Regions from separate parts of the Homo sapiens genome. Here region 1 is linked to region 2. The links are chromatin loops, found by intact Hi-C in ENCODE. Cell type or tissue: B cell. All regions are shown on one strand. Links, peaks and the distances in the headings refer to the core of each region. The heading gives the core; the rest is flanking DNA.

The links. Peaks named below come from ENCODE experiments on the same cell type or tissue, not always from the same donor. Only the 100,000 strongest peaks of a DNase experiment are listed, where the experiment ranks them.
Region 1: a loop joins it to region 2, with 3 times the contacts of the local background. A loop is called at or near these places in 30 of 110 quality-filtered maps.

What each region holds. Positions count from the first base shown.
Region 1 is chr1:83,993,957-84,006,661 of GRCh38, forward strand. It overlaps TTLL7 (tubulin tyrosine ligase like 7), which reads right to left and starts at 5,176. Exons shown (of 21, transcript NM_024686.6): 1 at 4,975-5,176. It overlaps LOC124904205 (a long non-coding RNA gene), which reads left to right and starts at 5,332. Exons shown (of 2, transcript XR_007066195.1): 1 at 5,332-5,750; 2 at 9,320-10,097. RefSeq lists silencers at 4,836-4,965, 4,976-5,075. In B cell, for the core only: no CTCF peak of the experiment used is centred there; a DNase peak (open chromatin) is centred at 5,325; H3K4me3 peaks cover 1,371 bases; H3K27ac peaks cover 392 bases; H3K27me3 peaks cover 3,751 bases.
Region 2 is chr1:84,072,862-84,085,566 of GRCh38, forward strand. It overlaps a transcript of PRKACB not described here. Among named protein-coding and RNA genes, the nearest start is that of PRKACB, 65 kb to the right of the region's middle. RefSeq lists enhancers at 4,788-5,313, 5,469-5,518 and silencers at 4,889-5,278, 5,579-5,658. In B cell, for the core only: no CTCF peak of the experiment used is centred there; a DNase peak (open chromatin) is centred at 5,100; H3K4me3 peaks cover 2,238 bases; H3K27ac peaks cover 1,522 bases.

The sequences.
Region 1 (12,705 bases), core at 2,317-10,316, 79 kb before region 2:
GGAAAAATATTTGCTAAGCTCACTTCAACTTTGACAGATAATGCCTGAGAGAAATGGAGATAGATTTACCACCTTCTAAGAGCTTACAAACTTTTCAATAATAGGTTTCAACTAAGCACAGGACAAATTCTGCCTAAAATACTCTGCCTATGTTAATGTCCAGCTTCTATCAGAAATCCTCTTTCAGGACCTGAAAAGTGGGGTGGGAATCCTCTTTTTGGTTTATAATGTGATGCTTTTGTTTTCATTGTTTCAAGTCTCTCAAGACTGATGGCATAGTATAAGAACCTGCCTCTCTGCTCCCTAGTTGTGCCCTCAGGCACATTCATCTGCCTTGGCTCTGCTTCCACTGGCTCTCATAGACACTTAATGGCCTGCCTACCTCAATGGATTCCCAGCCTTGAAAGAGAGTGGAGGTAGGACAGTGAGGAAGCTCAGGTGAGAACCTGGAGGAGCAAGTCAGGAGCCCAAAGGACCCGTCCAACACTGGGCCCCTGCCCTTCTCATTGCAAGAAGGTAGTGCCAAGTATCCCTACAATGAATAGAGGAAACTGAAGCACAGTCTCTCTCCTGCATGAGGGGAATTTCCTCTGGTGGAAGGATACTGGGAACAAGGGGAGGGGGAGCATCTGAATGCTGAGAAGAGATGTTGGGAACTTTATGCATCTGACAATCACTGTTCTCAAAGGTCATCTCTGGCAAATGTACAGGGGAGGCAGGAGAGGTCTTTAATGTCTGTCAACTGTCCCTCCCTTACACCTTATACCTTGTGCCCAGGACTTCTGCTCAGACCTAAGCAGAGGTCCCAAATTCCTGCTCTCACCTTTGTGAATTCCCCAAATTAGAGTGCAAAAGTGAGCTCACAGCTGTGCCTTGCAATATCAGGACCCTGAAGCTGGAGACCTGGGAATCTGATATAAGAGGATAGAATAAACTGAAATTTGAAGGAGATAGATATGTGTGTTGTGGGTGAGGGAATGCAGAGGTTTACAGCTGAAGTCCACAAATACAACACTGGAACCAGAAAGTAGTCTATCACATATTCTCCTTCTCTGACTATCAACTCTTACTCACTCTCACCAAGCCTGTTCTCCAACTTAGTATCTTCTCTCCTCAGTAACACCAACTGCCTGCCTTTCTCCCAGTCTCCATGATTTAATCAGTCTTTAGTCTAATCAAAAGAAGTTGCTTGAAAGACTATAATCTGAGGAGCCACAGACAAGATTGGGTGTTATGAATTATTAATATGCAAATATTCTATAATCAACATGTAAGTATTCCAAATTGAACACTGGGAATTGATACAGTTTGGATATGGGTCCCTATCCAAATCTCATGTTGAATTTTATTCCCCAGTGTTGGAGGTGGGGGTGGGAAATATTTGAATCCTGGGGACATATCCATCATGAATGGCTTAATGCATCCCTTTGGCGGTAAGTGAGCGCTCACTCTGAGTTCTCACAAGATCTGGTCACTTAAAGTGTGTGGCACCACCCCCTCACTCTCTCTCTTGCTCCTGCTTTCTGCTATGTGACGTGCCTGCTCCCCCTTCCCCTTCAACATGATTGGACGCTTCCTAAGGCCTCCCCAGAAGCAGATGCTGCCATGCTTCCAGTACAGCCTGCAGAACTGTGAGCCAATTACACCTCTTTTCTTATAAATTACCTAGTTTCAGGTATTTATTTATAGCAATGCAAGAATGGCCTAATATAAGAACTCAGTAGTTTCAAAACTTGCTTAAAATAGTGCAACTTCAAGACCTCATACCCTTTAACCCAGAAATTTTATTTCTGAGACTCTATGCAAAGGAACTAATATTCAAAATACAAAAAAAAGCATACGCACAAAGATGTTCATCACAGTGCTATTATTATCATCAATAATTGTTTATTATGATGTCATCAATAGTGACAATGAGGAACAATTAGGCAATGATAATACATCTACCAAATGGAAAATTATGTAGTCATTTTTAAGCCTGCTATTAGGCATTTTAAACCTAGTATTAAGCCAGTTGTAATTAAATGAAAACTAAAGTTATAGAATTTTAAATTTAAAAATAATATAAAAGTAATATAGATACCATAATTAAAACTACGCATGAAAAAAGTGGAAAGAAACATGTCAAAAATGAATAGTGATTGTCTTTAGTTGGTCAAATTATGAGGGTGTTTTTTTCCTTTTTATATTCTTAAACTTTCCAAATTGTTCATAATTATCTAATGGGGGCCGGAGCTAAAAGGCAAATTCCTTTGGAAGAGGAAAAATTGTACTTGCACAGAAAACTTTTTCTCAGTTTAGTTGACAATCCTTTTAGTACCCAGGAAACAGACCATTTCCTGGAAGGGGACTCGGGGCAACAGATATGGAGAATGTAAGAAAGAGAAATGATTAACAGATCAGAAACAGATCTCACTGTCTGACATTCAAGTTTCTTCATGATCTTTCACCATGTATCCAAACAGTAGATGAGCACTTCTTAGCTGAACCTTTATGTGGCTTTCTCTTTGCCTATCAGAATCCTTCCAGTCTCTGAGACTGATTTAATTCACTTCAACCCATGAAGACTTTCCTGATCCTCTGATCATCCAAGGCTCTACTATTTCTCTTTTCTCTTAAGGTACCGCTATAGCAGTAGGTCTGCACCACCCTTTTCTGGTATTAAGCCAATTCTAAGTTATTTGTTAATTACTCACGTGTAAGTAAAATTTCCCCTGCTAGACTTTAAGTTCCTTGAAGTGGGGAATTTAGATGGTTTGCAGACTGTAGTCATTGGACAGAGGAGAGAGAGCAGTTCTAAAGCCAAGTTGGTATTATATTCATACTCTCAGTGATGTCATCTAAGTAAAATGTGCTGTCTCTGTTTTAAAATGTTGCTGCTGACCATCCATCACCAGGACATGCACTTTCCTTTTTTTTTTTTTAACAGCAGTGGTATTGTATTTTTGCTTATTCATTCATGCCAGTTCTGCTGTCCCCCTTAGGATTAAACAGATTGGATTACAAGATGCCTTGCCAAGGTTCAGGATATAGGTTATAGCCATGTAAAGAACAAAATGAAATGACTTTTAGGAATCAAACTCAAGACTCTTCACAAGACCCCACTTCTCATACTCTTGTTTGAACAACAAATATAAATTTGTGCCTCCATTTTATGTCCTTATTTAGGCAGTGGACTTTATCAATACCCCCGTTAACTTGAAAAAGAATTCTCCAATGCAAATGGTTCAATACTTTAGAAATGACATACTAAGATGACTCTGTTCCTGCCTACCATCAATACTATGTGAGTATTTAGAGATAATGAGCATCTGTACTATAGCAACCTGCCTCTTGAGACATAAACAAGAGATGCATTTCTTAAGAAAAAATCTGTAAGTCGCTAATGAAAGCAAGTCAAAGGACCCATCAACGGGCGAAGAAAGACCTAGCATCCATTATTTTTACAGAAGGAGCATAGAAGGTCAATATAATTGTTGACTCTTAACGGCAGGGTAACAACAAACTAATTCAGTTTCCCACTATATAAGAACTACATTTTACTACAACACTCATATTTCTAAACTGACTAAGAGTCAAGGCTTGTCCAAATTCCATGGCTTACTGAGTGGTCTTGAACCTTCTCTGAATTTTGTTCCTTAGTCTGTAAAATGGAGTTATCACCTGTTATGCAATATCACAGAGTTGTAATGAATCAAGTAACATTATCTTAGTATGGGTTCACCTGTCACCCTATTGTGGGGTGCAGTTCAGTCGCACACCTCATGAACTAAGTAACTATTATTACTGTAAATGTCTCCCTAACATTTAAGACAGAAAAAGATTTCCAGAGTTCTTCTTACGTTTTTAATCGACTTCTCCAACACTTGAGCATCCACCAAATATCACTGCCAAAAATGTGCTGAACATCTCCTGTTATGACCTCACTCTCCTATGTAGTGTTGTTCACATATTTTTTGCCATAAGCTTTCTAAGAAAATAGATTATTTTTCACATGATTCAAAGCATCTTTCTTTCATATTGAAGGAGCAATAATTCCTTATGCAGAAAGTTTACAGGTTGTTGTTGCTGTTGTTTGAGATTACTCCTCAATTAATTAATTCTATGTTTAATATCTAATAGAGCATATATATGTACACTTGGACACACTCCATTAATACAGTGGAAAATCCATGGACTATAGAGTCAGGAAAACCTATATTCGAATTCCTGTTCTGTGACCTTGAGAATGTAATTTAACTTCCCTGCTCCTCAGTTTCCACATTTGGTTCTGGATTATGATGATTTAATAAAATACGATATATAAAAGTAAGTGCCTAGGCTATGAAGGTATTATTTCCTACCTCTCCTAAATCTTTTCTTTCTATGCCAGGATCAATCAAACCCACCCAGAATACAAGGCAACTTTCATAGGGTATCTTTTACATCAGTCGAGGGAACGCTGCGATGTGATATAAGTGGATGATGGCATGAGTCAGGCATCCAACAGAGCAAGATGTGGAGAAAGTGAGAGGTACCTACAAGGGCCCTAGACTTCACTCGCATGTGCGAAAAGGGCATTTTGATACCCTTTCAAGAATGCCCCGCATACTCGCGGAGGCTTATACCACGATGTGGGAAAACGACGGAATTACAGAATAAACCAGCAGGGAGCCTCCTCGTTCACCCAACCCGACCCCGCCCGCCCGAGTCTCCCATCTGGAGCCTAAAAACTGAGCTGAGATCACAGCAACTGACCCCGTCCCCTCCGCCCTCTCCCTCCCCCATTCTGCCCAAACCTCTCAGGGCACGAATGGTGCTGAATCATTTGCACGAACGCAGCAGCTCCCCGTTCCGCGGCTCCCAGCGGGGACGGTGTCCCCAGAGCAGTGACAGTCCGGGGATGGGGGCCCGGAAAGAGGGCCAGGGCGGAGCCTTTGGGGACGTGGGGACATGGAAGGGGGTCGGGGGAGGATGGCGGCAGCAGGTACTCACCCGGGTGAGGAAAGCCCAGCCCGGGTCCTCGCGTCCCCGCTGCAAGCGGTCCCCCAGGTGCTCCCGCGCCTCGCAGCTTCCCCGTGGGCGGCCGCCCCGACTCGGCAGCCTGCACTGGTGGTCCGGTGCTCTCCTCCGCCCGCCCACCGCCCGTGGCAGCCACGGCTCGGGACTCCGGTGCTCGACGCGGAGTGCCTGGAACAGCTGTCGCTGCCCAAGCGGGTGGCGGCTACCGACGGGCCAGACCATTCGCCTGCTGCGGCCGGGGGTGCACGACGTGCCGAGAGGCGCGGGCGCCGGGGGCGGCGACGGTTGGGAGGAACAAAGGACTCGGGGAATCCTCTGCCCCCTCGGAGTCAGGAGGTCCTGGGGACAGGAGGGATCAACGGAGGGGCCGCTGCCTCTTCTGGGGGTTTACTGAAGACACTGCTCGAGCTTTCCCGGGCCACACACACCCCCCCCCCGTTTGCCTTGGTCCCGCTCGGGGCTCCTTTAGAACGCGGCAAACAGAGGACTTAGCAACGCGAGCGCCTGGGCGGCGCCCCTCCTCAGAGATGCGAGAGGCGCTGGCCTGAGCGCCTCCGGCCACCTCCTTCTACCTCCGGGCCCTAGGCGCCCGATCCACCTGCCTATCTGACCACAGACATCTTCCCACAAAACAGTGGAGCTTTTTGAATCTTTGAAGAGAGTCTTCAGATCTTTTATCTAAGCATCTTTGTGAAGCAAAGAATAAACGGGTATCTGAGGCCAGCTCGAAAGTTAGGAAATAAAATCAGGTGGGGCCCCATCCCGTAGATGCTGAGGGACAGCTCTGACCTAGAGTTCCTGCTAAGCAAATGTTGAACCACGGCAGTTGTAAAAAAATGTAGATTTAGGAAGCCATTTCGAGATAAAGATTTACAGAAGATTGTTGCAGAAATTAAAGAATATTCGAGGTTCATTGTTCACCATTTTAGAGTTGCGTGTCTTGAAAACGGGAAGGCAATCATGTCTTCTCATAAAATGAATTGTATAGAACTGGAAGAAGTCCTAACACATGAATTCCTTAGACTTTTGTGGTCCCTGCTTCTGTCACGCTGGGTTCACACAGGTTCATTTCAGAGCATGGTGAAGATCAGGACAAGTGTACAGTTTTCCCTGTAGAAAAAAAGAAAAGATAGAACAGAATTGGCAACTACCTATAAAATGTGATTAAAGGTAGGAAAAAAAAAGGCCCTCCAAGTGCATCCCAAAAAATATAAAATTTCACAATTTAAAGTTTTGTCCTTCGTTGAGTAAATCAACATAAATTCAGCACTTTCTATAGACCACTGTGCTGAGAATAGTCTCATTTTCATTTCTTCATTTATTCTTCTAAAAACTCCTGTGAGATTGGTAACCTGCAATAGACCTCCATACAGCCTTGCCAGCATTGGGAACTGATCTGGTCAGTGAGGGCATCTTCTCATAAAGGACACTGGTGAGAAACTGGGCTCAGGGTTTGTCGTGCTGGGTTAGTCTCACGATCATAAGCGGCAGAGCAGACATTGCCACCTGGAGTTTTTGACTTGTTCCTTTCCCCTAGAATGCCTCTGAGAACGATATACATTAAACCGTGTCACATCTGTGATTGCAACTTGAATGTGAGTCTGTTTATCCTTCCTTTGTGAGAAGGGGTTTTAGAATGGAGAGGGGGCAGTTAGGTGTCCAGGGTAGGCATCACCCTGAGGCAAGAAGAGTGATCAGAAAGAAGAAGCTGGACTTCACCCAGAACTAGCCGAACATCAGCGTCACAATACACTGTCAAGGTCACATGAGGTTGAAGAGGAATTCTCCACTGCCTTCTTGTTAATCATCTTTACATCATTATTTTCACTGTATTACACTTTACACTATGCATGCACTATTACTACATTACATGTTATCATTCTTCCATTCCTAGGAAGGGGCAAGAATTTTTCAATAAACCTATTATCATGGGTCCTCATATACCTTATCAAAAAAAATGTTAAGTAACAGAGGTATTAGCAACACTTAACGTCACCTCAAGAAAGCTTTTTGAGAAATCAGGAATAAAATTAAATTGTTTCTGTATGATATGATATTGTTACTATGTTAATGGTTGTTGTAAAGATTCACACGTCAGCAGCAGCAAAACAGAAATCCCCAAAGTTGCATGTTGCCGAGGAGCAGGAGCATTGGGTCCCCAGTGGCCAGACTGGCCTCAGGCTCAGAAATGTGTGATTCTTCTCTCCATGTGCAGTTGTTTCACTTTCAAAGGCAACAACAGGAACAGAACACATGTAGATGAGGCGTCTTCTGAGTTAGTGCTTTATGTCAGATGTTAGATGATAGGGATATAGAAAGGAATTTAGAGCCTTATGATTTGTGGTGCGGATGGGCCAGTGACATCTGCAGCAATCTGTTTGTATAAGTTGACACTCTTGGAACATATGTTTCTGAATGAAGAAAGGGGAATTTTTGTGCTGGCAGCCTTGGGAAATTGTCAAAAGAAGTGGAAGGAATGGTGTGATGCCTGCATTCCCTGCTTTCCTCAGAGTCCTCAAATGGTTTTGAGCCTGCTGTGTAAAGAACTTAGGGCCAGAAGCTAAATAATCATCTTCCCCACAAATGACTTTGTGAAATTTAAGTTCTAAGAAGTACTACTTTAGGCCTGGTGACAAATGACAGCATGGAGCTGGCAAGAGAGCCATTCTCTCACCCAACCTGAAATAGACCTCCATACAGCCTTGCCAGCGATAGGAACTGATCTGCCCAGTGAGGGTATATTCTCATAAAGAACACTGGTGGCCGATACAAGGTCAAGGTAACTTAAGTAGGAGCCCAGAGCAGTAAAGCAGGAGTGGTATTATTCCTGAGCACCTGAAAGACACTGCTGAGGATTTCTTGCTGCAAATGATGGAGACTAGGGAGGCACTGCAGGGTCAAGGGAATCATTATTAAACTCAAGATGATTGTTAAACCTTATTTAGGCACCGATATTAACATGAACTCATTTGTATTCACAAACTAGCATGATCTGGGAACATTCCAATATTACTTTTTAAATGATACTAATAAGAAGAGAGCTAGAGAGAAAGAGAATACTTAATGCCTTTGATAAAACTGCATTGTGAGCCACAAAATGTTAAATCTTGATGCAAGATATTCCAGTACCTGCTATGTGTTGGTCTCTTACCAAAGCATGTGGTGACATTAACCTCTCAACTTATTCTTGCTGAAGAGAGTGCTTAATTGTGTTGTTTCTCTTTGCGTTTAGCTAACACTTATTAAATCATTAGTGTTTGAGTAACTAGTATTATGTGAAGTAAGTACTATTATCACTCCCATTTTATAAATGAAGAAACTGAGAATTACAAGGGTGTATTAATTTGTCAAAGGTAGCACAATTGGAAAGAGACAAAGCTGGATTTCAAACACTAACCAATACATGACGTGAATATCAGCATACTTTTACTGTCTCCTGCTATAGAGAACATGTACATTGCATGTTTCTCTGCAGCAGAATCTATTTTTTATTTATTATTAAAAACCTGTTTTCAACTCTCATTTCTAAGAGGAAATGAGTCATTTCCCACAGAAGATTTAAACATTGGATACCCTTTTCTAGGTTTCTGTGCTCAGAAAAGAGACCCTGAATTTAAGAATAAGAAGTGAACCTTGTAACATAAACTTGACCAGTGATGCCTAAAATTCTTGCTGCAAAATTATGATTGCAGGAACTCCTGCATGAGACTCTGGAAACTAGATTCCTATGAAGTTCTGTAGGTGGTTCTAATGTACAGCCAAGTTTGACCAGACCATACTGGACAAAAACAATATGGGGCCTACAAAAAATAACATTCAGGCTTCTAGACTTAACCCCTTAATCCCACCTTTTATTAAGAAGGAAATAAGAGGCTGTTATTTAAAACCTACATTATGTAATTTTACATTTATCATATAAAATGTATTTATTAAAGGGTTTAGAATTTTTCTCAGTGTTGTTTTTGTCATTCTCAACAAATCTTCAAAAAGCCCCAAATTTAAAATGATACTCATTCAAAATTACTTTTATATATAGATATTGGACTTTAAGCCCTTTTTAATTATTATACGGCATTTTATATAAGACAAAAAGTCATATTGCATTAGACTTTTGTTTTAATTTTTGGAGAATTTACATGACAGTAAGTCATTTCATCCAAGAAGATAATAAGCTTTTCTAGTTTATGTTTTTTCATTTCCCAATCATATTTTTATAATTTTGCTTATATATGTTCTGTAACTTTCTTACCAAAGTTGTACCAAATTTTTTATAGCACTTGTATTCTGAATGAAATGTTCTTTCCATTTCCTTTTGTAGGGTCTTCTACCAGAACAGAGAGATGATGCTTTCTGTAATTTATTTTGTATTCATTCAGTGCACCAAATTATCTTATTACTTGTTTTTTCATGAGTCCCTTGGATTTTCCAAGAAAACAGGCATATCAGCAATATCAAGAACTTTGTTTCTGGCTGGGCACAATGGCTTATGCCAGTAATCCCAACACTTCGGAAGGCCAGCGTGAAAGGAACACTTGACCCCAGGAATTTGAGACCAGCCTGGGCAACATAAGGAGATCTGTCTCTATAAAAAATAAGAAATTAGCTGTGCGTGGTGGCACCAGCCTACAGTCCCAGCTACTCAGGAGGCCAATGTGGGAAGATCCCTTAGTCCAGGAGTTCAAGGCTGCAGTGAGCCTTGATCACGCCACTGGCTCCACTCCGAGCAACAGAGTGAGACTGTTTATAAAATATATAAAAATGTATATTTGTTATAATTTATACCAGTTATTTTATTTATATTTGTTAGAATCACTAATGTAAGTGATTGTGGTGATGCCTGATTCCAGATTTTAAGTGAAAGATTTAATTTTTGTGATTTGGGATGATGTTCGCTATTGGGCTTTCCTTTATTATAAAAGAAATTTTTTCTGATTCTATTTTGCTTAAAGTCACTTGACTTTTATCTGATGCCTTTCCACAACTTATTGATAATGGTTGGGCTTTTTCCCTTTAATTTTTAATGTAATCAATATGTAGCTAGACTTCCTGATATTGAACCGCCTTTTCATTCCTCTAATAAAGCCTATTTTTTCACACCATGTTATTCACGTGATTCATTCCTCTATTGTATTCTCTGTTATTTAAACATTTGGCAGCTATATTCAGAAATGAAATCAGCCTGTACTTTTAATTGTTGTTTTACTCCTTCTTAGGCTTTGGTACTCAAGTTAGTCTGGCTTCATGAAATTAACTGGGGAACTTTCCATTTTTTTCTAAGACTTACAATAGTTTAAATAATATTGGAATTATCCGTTCTTTAATAGTTAGATTAAAAATTCAGCTGTGAATTCATCTGCCTGTGGCCTTCTTCAATAGCAGATCATTAATCACTTCTCCAATCTCTTCTGTAATAATTGGTCTATTCAAGTTTTTCACTTCTTCTGTGTCAGTTGTGATCATGTATATTTTCCTAGGAAAGTATTCACTTCTTCTAGGTTTTATTTTCCTAATGTGTTGCTAGGATCATCTTTAGTATTTACTTAGAATTCTTTTAATCTCTTTCCTACTTTCACACAATTGATCATGTCTAATTATGATCTTATTATCTTTTCCTTAGCAGGTTCACATGATGTTTATTTTATTTGTCTTTTTAAAGAAGCAATCTTTGAATTTATCATTCTTTTCTACCATTTTATCTATTTTAATAATTTCACTGTTGATACCTCTTCAGAGTTTCTTTTGTTTTCTTTTTGCTATTGTTGTTGTTCTTACATGGACTCATTACTTACTTAATGCCTTTGTACTCACCTTTCTGCTTCCATAATTAAAGGCAACACATTTTCCTCTGAGTTCAGTTTTTGCTGTGTCCCATTATTTTTAGAGTGTTTGATTTGTCAATGTTTCTGGACATTTCTATATTATTTAATTTCCTCTGTCATACAAGGTTTGTCTTATTATGTGCTTCTTTATTTCCAATTTATTTTACTGAACTGTGGTGAGAGGATGTAACCTGTAAGCTTTCTACTTCTTTGAATTTGGTTTTCCTTTCAGCTAAGCACATGATTTGTTTTGTAAAAGTTTTAGGGAACTATGAAATATATGTGTATATATGTGTGTGTGTGTGTGTGTGTGTGGGTGGGGGTGTGTATATATATGTGTGTGCGTGTGTATGTGTGTATTCAAAGAATAAAATGTACTATATTAATATGTGCTCATGCCTGTAATCCCAACACTTTGAGAGGACAAGGCAGGAGCATCCCTTGAGGCCAGGAGTTCAAAACTAACCTAAGCAACAAAGTGAGACCCTGTTTCGACAAAAAAATTGGCACACCTGTAGTCCCAGCTGCTAGGGAGGCTGAGGTGGAAGGATCACTTGAGCCCAGAAGTTCGAGATTACAGTGAACGATGATTGCACCACTGCATTCAATCCAGGTGAAAGAGTGAGACCCTATCTCAAAAAGAAAGTGCCATAGTCTGAAAGTTTATGTTCCCACAAAATTCATATGTTGAAACCTAATTATCAATGTGATTTTATTAGAAGGTGGGGCCATTGGAAGACAATTAGGTCATGAGGGCAGAGCCCTCATGAATGAAATTAATGCCTTATAAAAGAGGCCCCAGCCAGCTACCCTGCCCTGCCCATCATGTGAGGACACCAGGGAGAAAGCGTCATATATGAACCAGAAAGCAGGCCTTCACCAGACACTAAATCTGCTGGCACCTTGATCTTGAACTTTACAGCCCCAGAACTGTGTCTATGGTATTTTGTTATAGCAGCCTGAATGGACTATGACAATGTTTAACATGTTAAGTTTAATAATTGTATTACTCACTTACTCTATGTTGTCTCCATAGCTTTTCTTTTTTGTCAAAATCATTTCATTTCTGGGAGAGATACACTGAAAAATCCAGAACAATTATTTTTATCATGTTCTTTAATTTCCTTTTTCTAATTTAAATAAAATGTCCCCTTGCAGTCCTAAAAGTTTGGCTTGTTTATTTAGTTTTTTTTATTTTGTTTGCTAAAAACAGAACATATAATCAATTTGATAATATCTTTCCTTATATTTCTTAGTGCTTTAACCTTCTATTCTGCATTGTTTGCTGTTAAAATTGCCTCTGTTCATACTTTTCTGTGCTTTTTCATTGTCTGGTTTGGTTCTTCTTTTATCTTCAGGCTCTTTTATTACTGTATTTTAGGTATGCATTTTTCAAAAAACATAAATCTACTTTTTAAATAAAGTCTTTTTTTAATAAGAGAGTGTCAGTCCAATCACATTTTGTGAAATGCCTGATATGTGTAAGTTTATTCTTCCCATCTTACTTTGTACTTATTTATTTTATCATGTTGTTTTCCCTTTTACATTTTTTTATGATTGCCAGTCTGATCAAGTTTCATTAATTCCCCTTTCTACTCATTTATCTGCAAGCTTGCTGGGATTTTTCCTTTTCATAAATTGTTATCTTCCCTTCCCTTGCTCTTATAATAAGATAGTACTACAAGACCATCATATGAAAGAAAGATATTATTTTCCTAATAGTTGTATTAGTCCGTTTTTATACTGCTATACAGTTTTCATACTGCTATAGAGAACTGCCCAAGACTGGGTAATTTACAAAGGAAAGAGTTTTAATTGACGCACAGTTCAGCATGGCTGGGGAGGCCTCAGGAAACTTACAATCATTGCAGAAGGGGAAGCAAAA
Region 2 (12,705 bases), core at 2,006-10,005:
ATATGTAGAGATATCCATCCTTGGATCTATCTAATCCTAAAACCATGTCCAACCTAAATTTTCTAGTTCTGTGACCTAGTAAGTTCTGCTTATTTTTTCTTATGCTAGTTTGAATTGGGCTTCTATCACTTGTATTATGCTAAGGAGTCTTAACACTTAACAAATTCTATAGATCTTAACATTCAAGTATCTGACATGGATCCTTTCTTTTTTCTTCCACTGATATACTGTTGAATGATTTCCTGTCATTCTTCTACTACAATAGTCATCTTGCTGCCAATCTATTGTTTCTCCAACATATCCATCACATTACTATTAAAGATACCTTATTAATAAAATGTGGGATTATATTACTTCTCTCTTTAAATATCTTCAAGTTCTCTATTGCATAATAAACAAGCCTATATTTCTTAAGTGGCATTTAAGGTTTCCCCAAATAAATACAATCTGATCTGAACCTACTATTTATTCATTTATTCACTCATTCAGCAAATATTTATTGAGTACCTACTATATACGAGGCATAATGCTAGATATAGCAGATACAGTGATGACAAAATCAAAATTCCTCCATACATAGCTTACATTCCAGTGGGAAAGTCGCAACTCTTACTACATCTTTCCATAACATCGGGTCTAGTATGACCTGGGGATAATTTCCATGGAAACCTCTGCTCAAGCTGTTCTTAGTTCTCAATGATCTTCCCCATCTGTCAAACATCAAAATTCAATGCTAAATTATCTATGATTTAATGGCACTTACTTTTATGTTTCCTGAGTAGTTGTTTACATTTATGCTATAGTACAAATTTATCTTATATAATTACTGATTTATTTATTCATCTTGCCTTACACAAAAACTTCTTGAGGACAAGGAATTGATTTTGTTCATTTTTGTCCCTTTCATAATACTTTGCATATAATACAAACTCATTATTATTCTATTTGTTGTAATCAAATTTGTTGAATGATTTTGTTGAAACATAAACATGAGGAAATAGAATGTTATTGAGGACTGGGGGACACAGTTATAGTTACTGAGTGCCTATCACATAACAAAAGTTATCCTAGGTGTTTTTCATAGACTATATGATTTAATTCATATAACTTCACACCACAGGAAACTAAGTCAAGGGAAATGAAATAATTTAGATATTTCGTAGATATTTCGTCGTAGATACTGGCCAAACCAGAACATGAACCCAGATATTTCTGACTAAAATGCTCAAAGCTTTTCTACTTCACTACATAACATTCTATTTTGTCACTATCAATCCTATAAATGTATTAATAATTTTAATTTTGTGGACCAGATTTTCCCCTTTTCACCTTGATCAAAGATAATGTGATTATAAAGGCTGAGATTTTGTGAAAGCTTTTGTGCCATGTTTGATTTCAAAAATCAGCAAACATTTTGTAAATTTGGGTGTTATTTTTGTCTTACAGGTACATGTCAAAAAATGCATAACACTGAAATAACAGAGATTTAGGCATAGTTTTGATAAATACACTAGTATAATTAGAATATCCCAAACATAAACTTTTCTGAAAGAGAGAATTTCATATTAAGAAAAAAAGTTGGTTTTGTGGCCCCTCGTCCTACTATATATATATATATATATATATATATATATATTTTTTTTTTTTTTTTCCTTAAAGCTTTCAGTTTGTATCCCAGTCCCTCTGTGAAACACAGAAGCTATAATTCCACTTTGGCACTAGGTCATTTTTGTTAATATTTTGGTTACTCAACCAGAGTCAATTGTTTTAGTTTCCCTATCTGTAAAGGAATATCCAAAAAGATGAATACTGAAACTCAGATAAAAAAAAATTCATCATTGAACAAAAGGATTAGAATTACGCCCAACAAGAAAACTTTGTACTGTATTAGAATGATTTAAAACAATTATCATATTTGTAATTTATTGGCCATAAAATTACTTCCTCATTTTGGAAATATTACTTTGCTGTTTGCCTGGTATTTAATGTGGTATCTTTTGGTTTGGTATATACCATACAATAATAAAATATTAGACAACATGGATGATTAATTATCATTCAAAAAAATTGTAATTCTATGATGGTTAAATTCTCACTTGCATTTATTTCATGTAAAATATGATATAAAAACAAAATTAGCTTACCCCTGCTCTGGTTTAAGGAAGATTATACTTTAAAAGTATAGTTTGCTAAATAGTTTTTAACTAGTTAACATCCACGATCATTTATTTGTAATTACATACAAGTTGTTTTTCATTATTGGTCACTCTAAGATAAACAAGTACTTCTGACATACATTGTTTTGAGGGTGCTTTACTTTAAAAGGACTTGGAATCAAGTTGGCAATATAAGTAGAAACTACAAAATAAATTCGAATAAAAATTTACTAACTTTCTCCCCTTTTCTCACTCCTGAGTAAAGAGGTGGCTCTAGACAGAAGAGTGCCAAGGTTCTTTGTTCATAAACCTTAGTTTTCTTATCTGCAGAATACGGATTTAAAAACCTAATCTTAATGAGGATTAGATTATGTTTGTTTCAGAGTGAGAGCATATAATCTAGAGCTCTGCCTCTTACCACTTGAGTGACCTTGGCCAACTTACTTCACTTCTTTGAACCTTTGTTCTACTCATTTGTAAAATGGGGCTAACATAGTTATCTGGCTTATGTAGGTTTGCAGCTACCACTGGTATAATTTTCCCTTTTACACAGCGCTACATGTTCTCAGATTAGCAAAAATATTATATGGAAGGGGACTCAAAATCTTTTCTCTGAATGAGTCCCTTCTTACTGCATCTGCTTTCCTAGGGAAACAAAATTACACAGTTCCATCTCTGTTTGTGTCTAGGGTACAGCAGTCATTCGTGGCAAAGGATAGAAATTGCCCCATGAAACCTCCAATTATTCATGAATAACTGGACAGTTGAAATTTCTGCCCCCTCCAGAATGTTAAAAAACCAGTTCATAAAACATAGTCTTCTAGATGCTACATAAACAATGAATTCCTATAGAAAACTCTTCTAATAATGAAAAACAACTTGTTTGTAATTACAAATAAATGATTGTGCATGTTAACTAATTAAAAACTATTTACCAAACTATACTTTTAAAGTATAATCTTCCTTAAAGCAGAGCAAAAGCAAGCTAATATAAGAAGCAGAAAAAAGTGGTATACAGAAAAAAGAAAAATAGCAAGAAATTTAAATTGCTGATCACTTTTTCTCTATCATTAACAACTTATTTCCTTAACCAATAATAAAGTTAAATTGAGAAAGAAGGGGAGACAATTTGTAAAGCTGATTTTTTGCTTTACTTATTAGTTTTTCAGGTATAGTTATATTGTATCCATTTTCGTAATAGCTCTCAATTGTCTCCTTTGTAAATTAATGATTTACTAAGTAGATGGCTGCCCTCTTATTAGAGACCTAGAATTCAAAATTATGTTAAAGTGCCAAATTATGCACACAACCACTTTTATTATTAAAGAGGATTTATTTAAAAAGGTATACATTTAAAACTCATCCCAATGACAGTAGTATGAATATTCTGATACCAGAAAGATTCCCTCTAGAATACATAATATCAAAAGTTGTCTTTAATTTGGTATATATGTGGTTCAGTGCTATTCATTGAACTTTCTATGTATGTGGGGCAAAATATTACATCCACAACACAGAACCAAACGTGGTGATGACACTGTTGTGACACTGTTGCATGCTGACACAAAACCTCACAGCATCTAGTCCAAATCTTTGCTTCACTATTTTTATTTTATTTGAATTAACTGAAACCCAGAAAACAATATAATACATTTCCTTGGGACGTATACTCACTATGCGTCTATCTCTTCAACTCAATGGGATTTCAAATGGAGAGAAAGCAATTTACCACAACATCCACAAGTTTTTGTCAACATTATAGACAAAGGATCAGACTTTGGAGCCCAATTGCCAGGGTTCAAATCCTGCTTCCACCAGATAATAGCTGTGTAACCTTGGGTAAGTCACTTCTTTGTGCCTTAATTTGCTCCTAAAATGATGACAGTAAAACCACATCTCTCATAGGGTTCTTATGAGGAGCAAATGAGTTACTGCTTGTATAGAAGTTGTAATGCAGTATACATTACTAATAGAATTGGCAATAATAGGAAGTGTACTAAGAATCTTTTTATCGCTCCATCTTTTGTCAGTAATGAAAAATTTTTTAAAAGTCTGAGAAATTTCAAGTCAACAGGTATTCATAAAACACCTACTATGCCTGGTGCCTTGGGAACATAGAATAAATTGGGAAGTTACAGTCTATTTTGAATTTGGAATAAATGGAAAACACAGAGCAAAGTTCAATGGAACATGCAACAACAAAAATGCTAGAGTGCCACATAATTTACCTAAGTAAAGCTAACAGCAAAATCAAGTACTCTAAGATTTATATTAATAAAAACGCAACTAACAATTGGTAATGTATTTATTTTCAGATCTACACAGAAGTTGCTAAATACAATGCTGTACATCAACAGAAGTTCTGCAGAAATAGTAAAATTTTCCTTTATCTCCACCTGGGAAGTCTGAAAACATCATAGGGCTTGTGACTGGGGCCTAATAACCCCGAGGACAACGTGGTGGGCTGAGCGAATACCTCAATGTGCGAGAGAACGAAAAGCTCGAACCACGACCGTGCCTAGGGACCAGGCTTTTCCTGTGGCCGATGCGGGGCAGATGCAGACCCAGAGGCCACCCTTGCGCGCGATCTCCAACCCGACGGTGCGGCTCCTCTCGGACCTGGAGCTGTGGGGAGAAGGCAGCCTTTTAGTGAGGAGCCGCCGCGTGGCGGGACGCAAGGAAAACCACCCGAGCCGCTGAACAGTATTCCGCGACTGCACTCCAGGGCACCGGGACCGCCAGGGTGAGGAGGGACTCTGCGTTCTGCAAAGCTAGCGGTTCCCACTCCACCTCCCACTATCTCAGCGATGGGCACGCGAGCGCCAGCCCGGGCGACCGCGGGGGAAGAAGCGGTCCACGCCACCTCAGGCCCCCGCCCCAGGCTCTGCCAGCTGGGGGTCCACCGCCCGCCCCCGGGGTCCCGGGCCTGCGCGTCACTTCCGGCGCGCGCGCCCGCCTGCGAAGATACAGTCGGGCCAGGGCCTGGCCTGGGCGCGCGGCTGCCCGGGGGCGCGCAGAGAGGGCGGACCGCGCGAAGGGGGAGTGTCTGCCCGCCGCCGCCACTGCTGCTGCCACCGCCGTCGCCGCCGCCGCCGCCGCCGCCGCTGCTGCTGCCGGTGCTAAGGAGTTCGCTGGAGCCCTTTCCTCAGACCCGGCCCGGTCTTCGCGCCCGGACTCCTGGCGCCAGCGCTAGGCGCACTCACCGCTCTGACGGGTGCAGACGCGGGAGTTGTCCCAGACTGTGGAGTGGCGGGCACGGCCCCAGCCCCCCTTCCCTTCCCTGACCCCTTCTTGCCATCGCCCCAGACATGGGGAACGCGGCGACCGCCAAGAAAGGCAGCGAGGTGGAGAGCGGTGAGTTGAAGGCCGGGTCTGGGTATCCGCTGGGCGGGCCGGCGCGGGGCACCGAGCGCCCTCCGGGTCGCAGCTTCTGAGGCCGCGGGCACGGGCCAGGCCTAGCAGCGGCCGCCGGGAGTCGTTCTGGGGGGCCGGGAGACCAGCTGCCTTTCTCCTCCATTCCGACCCCCCAGCTCCGCGTTGAGAGCTGAACGCGAAGGGCCGGATGTGGGGATCCTGGGAAGAGCGTTCCCTGGGATTCCCTTTCTCACTCTAGCGAGGAGGACTTGCACACGTTCTGGAACACTTCCCCAAATATGGTCCGAGGAAAGAAGTCCCTAGTGCCATCCCACCCCTGCTTTCCCCCCTCGCCGACTCTTTGGGAGCTACAGGTAGTGCTGTGGGTAAGGTTGGCTCTTCTCCCTCCATCACTTGGGTCCGACCCAACCTTATCACAAGGCGGGGGCTGCTAGTCTGGCTCTACGCAAGTGAGGCTAATCCTGAGTGGACAACCCTGCCTTAGAGATCCTTCATCTCTTCAGATTAGGAATGGAAAACATAATGAGACCCAACAGCAACTTTATCCATTAGAGAAAAAAGCCAGGCAGGTTTGCCTTTTCTCTAGACATTCAAGGATCTGCTACCAATGCCTGTAAAACTTAAAGGTCATTCGGAGTTGAAGTGCTTCCAGAACACGGTTAATTTCTTCTGAGAGCGGAAGGTGCGGGTACTCCACACTTTACATCAAACAGTAAAAAATCATGAAAATGGAATTTCTGTATGGCGATAAGGTGTGTGTGTGTCTGTGTGTTTGTGTGTGCATGTATACACATGCATATATATGTGTGTATATATGTGTCAGAATGGTTGTGAAATAAAAGTTGGTTTGCCTTTGTAAAGTTCATATATTTTTATAATTCAGAATGTCCAAATAACAGATGGTATTTGTTATATCACCAGGAGTGAATGACATGTTAGCACTTAAAGTGGGCCTGGTGATTTTAGTTTGTGTAAATATTACTTGTAATGTTTTCATGGTTGTAACATAAGAATTAGGCTAATTTTATAACTTTGCATGAAGAAAATAGCTTTTTTCTGTATTAATAAAGTAGAATTCATTTAGAAGGATTTAGTCATTCATTTTGTTTAACATAAATATATCAGATTATGTGGTTTATGTTTCATCAGTAAGGTTTTGGTATTCATTTTCAGGAGCTTCAGAAAAGTTTGATGAGCTATTATATAAGCCAAGAACACACAGCATGTTATACGGAGATTTAAAGAAGCCAATGTAGAGGTAGAATGTATGTTATTTTATTATTATTTTTTGAGATGGAGTTTCGTTCTTGTCGCCCAGGCTGGAGTGCAATGGTGCAATCTTGGCTCACTGCAACCTCTGCCTCCCAGGTTCAAGGGATTCTCCTGCCTCAGCCTCCTGAGTAGCTGGGATTACAGGTGCCCACCACCACACCCGGCTAATTTTTGTATTTTTAGTAGAGACAGAGTTTCACCATGTTGGTCAGGCTGGTCTCGAACTCCTGACCTCAGGTAATCCACCCACCTCGGCCTCCCAAAGTGCTGGGATTACAGGCGTGAGCTACCGTGCGTGACCTATGTTGTCTTTTTAAAATTGCACAAATATAGTAACTAACTGTGCAGGAAGTATAAAGAATGCAAAAAGTATAAAGAATTATTTTTACCTGATATGTTGTCATTTTTTGTGTTAATTTAAAGCTCTATTAACTTAAAACATGCTAATTGTGTTACAAAAGAGTGTGCTTGGAGAATGATTATATTAGTAGTTTTCATTAGCAAGTGCTGACCTGTATAATGTTTATATTTTGGATAATGATAATAGACTCTTCTGTGACCTGTATATTTTTTATTAAGTTACCAAAACAATTCTCCCTTAGTATTAATTTGCAACTCATAGCTGTGAAATAACCTTGGAATATTTACTGAAAACAGAATGGAAACTTTAAATGTTTATCTGAACATATTTAAATTATTTCTATGGATAAATTCTTTTCTATGTTTTAAGTGTTAATGACAATCTAGTTCTTAAGTATGTTAGTCAGCTTTTTGTGTAACTTTATTTATGGAAACTGAAGGTCATTATAGTAGTTTAAAAAGCTGTTGTGAAGTGACCAAAAAAAATAGCATGTTATGTGTCATAGGGAAAATTATTTGAAATGTCACGTGTTGATTAATGTTTGTAATTTCATTTGGAGCAGTGTTATCAGGTATATGTTGCTGTTCTGTAGTGAACAAAGAAATTGTATTTTAAACTTAATGAAAGAACTCATCATTACGTACCTAAATGTTCTGTGTATTTTTTAAAGAATTATTCTTGAAAATTTGTTTTTCAAAACTTTTAGAAATATATGATGTTAGAGATCAGCCTGTACAATCATTCCCTTTCAAAGATCCTGACCTCCGAAGAAGCTGGAGTTGAGATCATACTGTTAGTAATAACAGAGTAAGGAATAGAGTCTGATGCCTGGACTCCATTCAGCATCAATAAATAATCAGTTAATATGTTTATTTTCAAAATATTCACCAAATGTTTTAGTTTCAATTAAAGACTATAAGTAAAAGCTGAAAAATGTTACTGTCTAATGGGAAAGAAAATATGTATATATAAGAGTTACCTGAAAGGCAAAAATACAAGTGCTAACATTATGGAAAGTGGAATTAGAACTCTGAAAATTGCTGTATGAAAATGTTTGATTTGAAAAGTTGATTAAAAATATCAAGTCAGTTAAGATTTCAGGTTCAGTTAGCACCAAGCTTCAGAAAGGCAGGTGATTCCAGAGCTTATTTCTAAAAATATTCCAGAAGAATGAAGTTAGGCATAAAGATAATTTAGAAGGGTCTTGGTTAACTTTAACTATCTGGTGCCTGTATTGTACTCTACTGAACCTTTTCCCTCTATTAGAATTAACATTTTCTGGGGTAAGACCTAAAAGCTAGGTGAGATTCCATCTTCATCTCCACAGGTTTTGGAGATAACATTAACTTAGGTACCTGTTGTTCTGCTGTAGTGAATTAGGAAATTGTATTGATGTATCTCAAAACTTAATGAAAGAATAACTGGTACTATTACATACCTAACTGCTCTGTGTGTGTTTTTAAAATTACTCTTGAAGATATATTCCTTTTAAAATTTGGGCGTAGTTATTTAAACGTCAGCTAATACAGAGAAACATAAACTTTTAGAAATATGATAAAATTCTCAGAGAAGTTTTAAACTCTTGTCAGTTAAGTTTGTTTTACTTATCCAGTCTCTTCCTTTTACACCAGCCCCAGTCACCAACACACCAAAAAAACACGCTACTTCTTTTAACCTGGGAGGGGTTTTTATTTATTTCATTTTAAAAAAATACTATACCTCCAGGTTGCCTATGGGGCTTTGTGTTATACATTCATTGCAAAAATGTTGAGGCCCATGGGTGAAAAGTGTTGGTAGAGGTTTGAATGTAGATTCTTTCATGACTGCAAGTCGTAAAGTTACCATGTGACCTAGTGTTCGCATATGATCTTTGAATGTTTTCCAGAGTATCTCTCTGTCCTGTGGATTTGAAAGTCAGTAGGAATTAATCAAAGAAAGCCACCAGTAGACTAGGTTCAACAAAAATGCAAGTTTCTTAACAACTAACATTTTTTGAGGACTAATACGTGCCAGGTTCTCTAATGCTTTCCGTGTATAAACTTTTACTTACTCTTTTAAACTGTAAAGCACTTGAGTTATTCCTTCATTTATGGATGAGGAAATGAAGGCTCAGAGAGCCTAAGTGACTTGCTTAAGGTTGCATAGCTAGTAAGTCAAGAAGCAACATTTAAGTTGAGGCAACTGTAACCTCAGAACCTGAAATTCTAACCACTTTGCTGAACAGCCTCTGTATCCAATAGAATAGCCGATGCTAAGACACACAGAATAGCTTAGACAATTATAGCACATTTCAGTTTTCAAACATGACTTTATTTGGTATATTAAAATCTTAAGTGAAAAAGATTATTTTTTTCTTGTACCATTCTCTGGATTTTTATCATCATTATCTTTTCAGATTCAATATAGTAGAATTTCAAATTAAACCACATAAAACTAATTTTATGTACTTAAAGCCTTAATTACTACAGTACTTATATTTATTTTTTCCCATTTGTAAATGTATACTTTTCCCTTCTTGCCCAATAGTTGATAAAAAAAATTATTATTTGAACTTGTATTACCATTTTAAAAGTATTGGCAAATTCTCATTTCACCATGATTAGAGTAGCGCTGTCCAGTCAAACATTCTGTGATAATGGAAGTGATCTCCACCTATGCTGTCCACTGTAGTAGCTACTAGCCACATGTCTGTTGAGCACTGGAAATGTGACTAGTACCACTGAGAAACTGAATCTTTAACTTACATGTGGCTAATTAGTGTTTGGTATATTGGACAACACAGGTTTAGAACATAGTTGTTTTTGCATTTAATAGAAATGCCAACCCATCTTTCTGTCATCTTGGTTATTTGTGGATCCTTACAAGTGAGTGTAGATGAACGGAATGCTGGATTTATTTTTTCTCATTTAAGAATTAACTTATTTCCTCAGAATAAGCATTTATAAACTTAGTGAGCAAATTATTATAGTTCAATAATTTGTGTTTAATTTATTAACTACAAAGTTAAATTATTTTTGGGGCTGTACTAGAAATAAAATTTTGTGATTTTTAGTAATCTCAGTGAATATCTTCTATTGAAAAATTTCTGTAGATTTAAATGCAATATAGTGATTTCTTATACCTTACTTAGGTCTTTACACCTTTCAATTATCAAAGGAAAATCAGTAGCAGATATTTGTTCCAATTCTGTAGAATGCAGAGGTACTGGGGAAGTCTTTCTTGGGTGTAAGACAAAAAAATCAAAGCAATCAGTTATGCAATTTTGATGATAAATACATATGATCTCATCGAGTTCCATGATTCTGTGATTCTGTTTGTGCAGATTGTGTACTGTATCAAATTATCTCATGTTCAGGAACCATTTTTCTTATTCTCCTCCTCTTATTCTCCTCAGTGTCCTTCACTTAGGCTGTAGACAGATTGTTGCTTTTTCATTGCCAGCAGCAGGATAATTAGAGGCATGAAAGCCAGCTTAGAAAAGTAAGCCATGGCTGAGTGACAGAAGCAGCACGTGAGAAGGTCCTAGATAAGCCAGGATAGCTATTAAGATCCTGTCAGATAATTAATAGTTGACCATAATTCATTTTGACATTCCATTAAATTAATTTTTAAAAATTAGTACAACTTATGAAGTTCTATATCTAGGTGATAAATGTTTGTATACGTGGGTGATCAAATTTCCTCAGATTAATAAATCCTAAATTCTTAGTGAATAACATTGTGTTAAATAGAAAAGTGTGAAATTTATGAAAGGTAAATATGCTTAGGTCACTATCATTTTGGGTATTTAATCTTACTTTTAAATGTATTCCTTCAAGAATGTCCTGTATAGTTCTTTGTTCATTGCTTCATTCATTCCTTTATTCAGTACACATAATTGAGCTCCTAAAATGTGACAGACTCTACACAAGACTATGGGAATAAAGATTGAATAGGACAGAGTACCTGCTCAGGGTGCCCATATTCCAGAAGGGGGAAGATAGACATGTCAGCAAACACATGAAACCTGCCACAAATCCTTTCATTAAAGTTCAGCTGGGGAACCAAGGGAAAGAATGGTCATTTCCACTGGGATGGGGAGGAAGAGGTTCAAAAAGGACTTCAAAGAGGAGTTGAACCATGACTTGAGCATTGAAAATGATAAATGTTCATCAGATGGATTATAGGAGGAAGGGTGTTCTGAGTAGACCGAGCATTGATAAGTGAAGATGCAGAGGAGTGAAACCATGTAACATATTCAGGATAAGGAAGTAAGTTGCCCATTATGATTAAATGATGGAATGTGGGGTTGGTGATAGGAAGAGGGGACATTGTATAATGATAGATGAAACTGAAGAAATGGACAGAGGGCCACATAATGGAGAGAGTTTGAATTTTATCTTTTAGACACTAGGGAGCCATCGTGCACTTGGAAATAAGAGAGAAACATGATACAATTTGGGTTTAAAAGAGGTTACTTTGGTGGTGATGTGAAGATAAATCATTATGGAGCAAGTGGAATAGAGGCAAGATCAATTATAAGACTCCTATGATAATTTGGGTGAGGGATTTTGAGGGTCTGAACCAAGGTGGTAGAGGTTGGGATGGAGAAAAGGATCTGAAATGGGAGAAATTTGAAAAATTGAGCAGAATGTATTGTACTGATTGCATGTGGGAAATGAGGAAAAGGAGGATTGGGGATGACACGTTAAGTTTAAGCTTCAATGCCATGGTAGATGGGTTGTAACGCCAGTAATAGAGTCAGGAAATGAATACAGAGGGCAGGAGTACATTGGGGGTTGGGGTGGGGACTTACTGAACTCGGGATACCCGTGGCATTTCTGATAAATGATAGCTGATTGGTTATTGTATGTGTGGATTGTCTTTTATCTCCCAGCCATGGGGGAAAATGCCCTTGGATGGTCAAGGGACCTTTTCTACATTTTATCCTCATTTTACTCTTTTCAAAGACAACTGTTTAGAAACTATGGAAACTATAACATCTGGCATAACTTACATAAGTTAAGAATTCTATATACTAAAAGTTTAGCCTTTTTGTTTTGAAAAGAGGAAAGCCAAAGTACTGATGAGAACAATGTAACTTTTAAGGAAACAAAGTAATTTAAAATCATAAAATATTACTTTTATAATTTAAGTGTGCATCCTCTAAGCTATTCGGTTTTGTAGTTATACAGGATAGTGGAAAGAACATGTAAAATATAGCACCAACATCTATTATGTACTGAGTAAATGTCAGTTTTATTCCCCTGGAGTCCTTTAACATAGATGTTTAAAAGTTCAGATGTAATTTAGTAGTAAAATCATAAACTTGAGAGTAAGAAAAATCTAAATTGTCTTTTTTCTAATACATTCTAATATCTCACTTTGGACAAATGTTTTAAAATCTCCAAGTGACGGTATAAAATCAAGAGGGATGGATTGGATAATGACACTGTGATCTCTTCTTCCAGCTTTATAATCCAATGCTTCTATTATATTTATTAAAAGAAAAAATACACAGGAAGCAGCAAGATGAGGGAATAAATCATAAAAAGTGCTCAC